Regions from separate parts of the Homo sapiens genome. Here region 1 is linked to region 2. The links are chromatin loops, found by intact Hi-C in ENCODE. Cell type or tissue: PC-9. All regions are shown on one strand.

The links. Hi-C counts contacts between places; a loop is a spot of excess contacts. Peaks named below come from ENCODE experiments on the same cell type or tissue, not always from the same donor. Only the 100,000 strongest peaks of a DNase experiment are listed, where the experiment ranks them.
Region 1: a loop joins it to region 2, with 12 times the contacts of the local background. A loop is called at or near these places in 55 of 110 quality-filtered maps.

What each region holds. Positions count from the first base shown.
Region 1 is chr16:55,702,089-55,704,588 of GRCh38, forward strand. SLC6A2 (solute carrier family 6 member 2) reads left to right here. Exons shown (of 15, transcript NM_001172501.3): 15 at 235-2,500. The coding sequence ends at 258. Among named protein-coding and RNA genes, the nearest start is that of SLC6A2, 47 kb to the left of the region's middle. In PC-9, CTCF peaks have their summits at 41, 1,501 (motif pointing left) and 1,714; a DNase peak (open chromatin) is centred at 1,503.
Region 2 is chr16:55,542,138-55,544,637 of GRCh38, forward strand. All of the region lies in intron 8 of LPCAT2 (lysophosphatidylcholine acyltransferase 2), which reads left to right. Among named protein-coding and RNA genes, the nearest start is that of CAPNS2, 23 kb to the right of the region's middle. In PC-9, CTCF peaks have their summits at 1,528 (motif pointing left) and 1,728; a DNase peak (open chromatin) is centred at 1,514; H3K27ac peaks cover 297 bases.

The DNA.
Region 1 (2,500 bases), 160 kb after region 2:
GGGAGGCTCACCTTGAGCCCATGGCCTCAGGCTTGCCCTGTGACTTTGGGGAGGTTCTGCTGCCCTTTCTGGGCCTCTGTGACAATTAGGGAATCAACTTGCACGTTCCCTGAGGTCCGTGAAGGAAGGGGGTGTTTTTCTGCCTTCTCTCTACCTCCTGCTGCCCCCGCCAGCTGGCCCTTGCTCCTTTCTGTCCCCACCATGTCATCAAGTCCTCGCTGTCTTTCTCTGCAGTTGCAACACTGGCTGGCCATCTGAGCCTGCCTGGAGGAGAAGGAGGAACCCCCATGCCAATGTCCAGGTCACAGGCATCCGCTGCGCTCCCACCTCGGACACCATCTTGGGATTCCTCCCCTGGAAGTTGTCCTTTCTGATCCTCTCTTCTTTTCCCATTTACAAATGATTTCGTGACTGTAGTTTTTGTTCACCTTCTGTGCATCTGGCCTGGGGGCTGTTAGCTCAGAGGAGAGGAGCAAACAGGAAAATGACTTCTGTTCTGTCCCCGCTGTTTTGGGGGAAGTCTCTCCCACTTTGGGATCCTGCTGAAGCTAGGTTCATGAGGTCGGAAATCCCCACCACATTTGCCTAGACTTTGGGCACAGGAGTTCTTAGTCCACCAAATCAGAGAGAGGATGGGCTTTTGATCAGATACCCCTCCCAAAAAAAAAAAAAACTAAAACTAAAGCAAAAATCAAACAAAATCTGGCTGAGTTTAGTGGGGTGGTTGGGGAAGGTACATAGACCCTCCTCTTGCCCACCCTAGACAGCCCTCTCATGTCTGAACCTCAGCCTGGGAGTTAGATTTATTTGTCTCTAAAATGAAGTCAGTGGATAGATGCTTTGAGGGATTTTGAGTAGAAACATTCATAGTTAATTTTCACTCTGGCCAATCTGAGTTTGATGTGTGTGTTCTGGAACATTCCTCCAGCTTTTGGTGGTCAGATGGCCCAGAGATATGGGGGACAGGAGGAAGAGGGTAAATGAACCACAGTGAGCAGGTTCTAGGAGGTACCTGCATCAGACAAGCTGGTGGAGGCCACGTGGCAAGCCACATCTACTGAGGCCTCATGCTGCTCTTGCTCTGTAAGACACGGAGCCCAGAAACCCATCTGCACTTCCTGAGACCTGCCTGGGGAAACGGGGGCAGGGACCAAGTGAGGCCTCATGTGTGTCTTCACCGTGCTGTCCTCACAAGGCCAGGTGGGTGCCCAAAGGGAGCCTGACAGGCTGTTGTGTTAATTTATTGTTCTTGCACACCTGCACAGCCTCCCTCTGGGGATCCCACCTGGAGTGGACCAGGGGTCTTGAGAAATGGAGAGTTGGCTGCAAAAACTCTCATGCACTAGATGTGGCACCTTGGAGGGCAGGGTGAGACAAGCAGCCCAGAAATACTCTCTCAAGTGGAGGGGAGAATTTTGAGAGTGGATGGAACAGTTTGGTGGTTTCAGAGAATTTCTAGGTTTCTACTTGGATCTACTTCTGATACAAACTTGCACTTGGTGCCCTCTGGTGGTGTTTAGTTTTAGTTCCGTAAGAGAAATGATTCCTAGTTTGCTAAATTGGTGGCATCTTTGGGAGGGGTTTCTGTTTATGGTTAGAGTCTCTTACACCCTTGTTGGAGGGATTCTTATTCTGACTGTGGGAGCTCCTGTTGCGGGATCTTGGGAAAAAATAAAGAAGCCGCTGCATTCGCACGTCAAGAAGGTGCTTTGCCTCAAATTGGGGTGTTGTTGAGCCTGGTGGTTCCTGCATGAAGAGGATTATGAGGGGACCAGGGTGGGGCAGGGAGATGGTTTTGTCTCCCAGGGTCCTGAGGTTTCCTTGCTGGGTCGGGGTCCTCAGGTCATTCTATAGATAAAAGAGGGAAAATCAGGAGACTTTGAATCTTTCTGTATAAAAAGGTCAGCTGAATGCCTGAGACAGCCCAGGTGGCAGGTGTCTTGGAGCCCTGTGAACAGTGAGGCTTAAGAATGGAGAACAATCAGGTCGGGGTCTGGGCCCCATTAGTGACTTTATATCCTCCCATAAAAGGTAACTTCTTCCTAGGTGTTACCATTTTTCTTTTCGTTTTTTGTTTTTGTTTTTGTTTGTTTGTTTGTTTGTTTGTAATAAAGCACTTTAATGCACATTACCTGCCATCTGCCCAGTGAGGACTGCAGGGCTATAGCTTCTATCTCCCCATTTCCCAGGTGAGAGAACCAAGGCCCAGCATTTTAGTCACTCTTGCTCAAGGTTTTTTAGCAACTAACAGATCGAGTTGGGCCTTCAATTCACATCCACTGACTCTCAGCCCAGATTATTTTGAATATTCCCTGCACAATAGGGTTCACCCCACCCAGGACTGTCATTTTTAAAAAACTCATTCAAACCGCAAAGGAAAATTTCTTAGCAAAAGAACAATGTGTTGGAGGATGGGAAGGGGCGAGAGAATGCCATTTATTTTCCTCTAGCTGGTTTCCAGAGAGGAAATTATTTAGCTGCTCTCTTTTGATGAAAATAA
Region 2 (2,500 bases):
TGGCTTTGGTTGATGGATGTCTTAAATAGTAGGCTGAAGAATTTTATATATTGCTTGTATGCTAAGGACCAAGAGGAAGTGGGGGACTCTGGGACCAAAAGCACAAATGAGATGTTAACCTGAGAAACATGTCGCTTAGTCTCCTCCTCATCTGGGACAGGATGGTGCAAAGTTAAGTATGGGGAAGGTACAGAGAATACTGTATTTGAAAGGAGAGGGGAGTGGAGCTGTGAAGCCAATTTCAGGTGCAATAGAAGGGAATACATTCACATAAGCTGTCTTCTTTATAAAGTTGAAAGTGAAGTACCATTTGTACCTCACAAGAGTGAGGTAAAAGTGGAATTGCAACTTGAAAAGCATGGAACATATGTAACATTTTTAGCATCTCTCAGTGGTCCCTAACAGGAATATGAAGGCAAGATCAGGAGAGGTGGCTGAGGATGTGTGATTGGCACTGTGGGCATGGCAGAAGTGAAAGATTCTAAGTAACAGGTCATACAGAAGTATCCGACTCCCAAGTCCAGTGTAGATAGTCAGGGAGATGTTGCCAGAGGGAGTGGATAAAGAGGGATGATTGATCCAGATGTGACCATTAGGTTGTCATGGTCTATGCAAGACCAGATTAGGGAAGAAATAAACACTAATGGATAATGAGGGGAAACTGAAGAACTTAGCAGAGATTAGAGTCATAAGTTTGTTTCCATGGCTGAGGTAGAGTCTAGAAGAATATCTGTGGCAAGATGTCAAGTGAGTCATCAATGTGAGTAATGAGGATACTGAGAGAAGATGAAGTTAGAAAGGAAAACTTGGGGGCTTGAAGTCATTGGGGTATATAGATGTCTGTTGGGAACCATAAAAGATAGTGGCAATCATGTTCACCTCTCTTTGATTGATTTTCCTTTCCAAATAAAGGATACATTCATACTGTGAGCCTTGAATGACTGTACAAAATGGAAATGTGATATAGAGGGCAAGGTCTTATTCTAGGAGAGGTGACTTTTTATTAGAATTTCCATTGAATTGCTTCTTAGGAGGAATGGGGCCTCCAAGGCCCATGGGTGTCAAATTTAGGATTTTAATTATTTTGTACTCTCAGTGGAACTTTATTCCTTAAGAATAAGATGTCACGCCAATATGAGAGTTATTAAAAATCATTTTATGAAAAATACTACCTGCACTAATATAAAACCAAACCTGTATTTCATTGTATTATGTTTGGTTAACAGTGTAGCAGCAATTTATTTTTCAAGGTTTTCAGTATGACCTTTTATGACCTAAATCAAGTGTATTACAAATGGTTGTTTGACTTTTTTAAAAAATGAAGAATTATATGGCAATTAAAAACTTTAATTTCTTACACTGTTTTGTTAGAGATTTTATGAACATTAATTTCAACTTACTGTTTTTTTCTTGGATTTTATACTAAGCAAATACAAGAAATTTTACTAGATCAGGATGCAGGGAATTTTTAGAAATATTTCTTTGCCAAGATAGTTATTCTAGATATATAAGGATGTGGGGACCTCTGGTGGCTTAGTTTATTTTTCTATCTTAAAAAACAACTATGCAAAATAGAGAGCCACACACAGAATTCCAATGGGAAGGACTTCAGAGATCGTTTAGTTAAATTTTTTCATTTGACAGGAGAGGGCACTGAGGCTCATAAAGGCTAAATGACTTTTCCAGGATCACACGGCAGATCTCAAGCAGCAACCCAGTCCAAGAACACTTTCTGCAGCTTGCAGCTGCCCCCTTAGAGAGGAAATAATCAGATAAATGTGAAAAGTAAATATCCTGTAGCACATTATTCTATAATTCCATACATTTTATCTTAAAAAGGCAACTTGCATCCATGCCATCCTCCACATCCTCACTCCCTCTACTCAAGGTCTTATTATCTCTCCCATGATTGCAGCTGCTTCCAGACATTCTCCCTGCTCTTAGTCTCTTCTTTGGTGCATACACTCCTTACCGCTGAAGTTACCACTTAAAAACTTGGACCTGGTCATGTCATTCCCTTGCTTAAATGTCACCTCTGAGATACCAATGCTTACAGTTTTCTTAATATGATTGACAAGACTTGAAAACAGGTCCATTTGGAAAAAAATGGTATTTTTAACTACTTCTAGTTGCATTCTTTATTTATCAAATGGAAGTGGTAAGATTTACCTCAAGGAATTGTTTAGAGAGTTAATCATATAAAGCCCCTAATATAAAATACCCAGCACACAGTAGATGTTTAATGGATGGTAACTCTTATTGGTGGATTTAGCTCACTGTTTCATAAATTTCTACCCTACTGAATGGAGAGCTTCTTGAGGGCAGGGACTTTGCTGTCATGTTTGTAGGGCTTAGTGCAGTGCCTGAGCACCTACTATGGGGGAAAAATTAATGAAATAAAATAACGTATGTAAAACACCTAGCATGATGCCTGGTTTGTAGTTATAATTCAATAAACAGTAACTATTGGCAAAATCTCACTTATTCTTAAAAAGCCAAC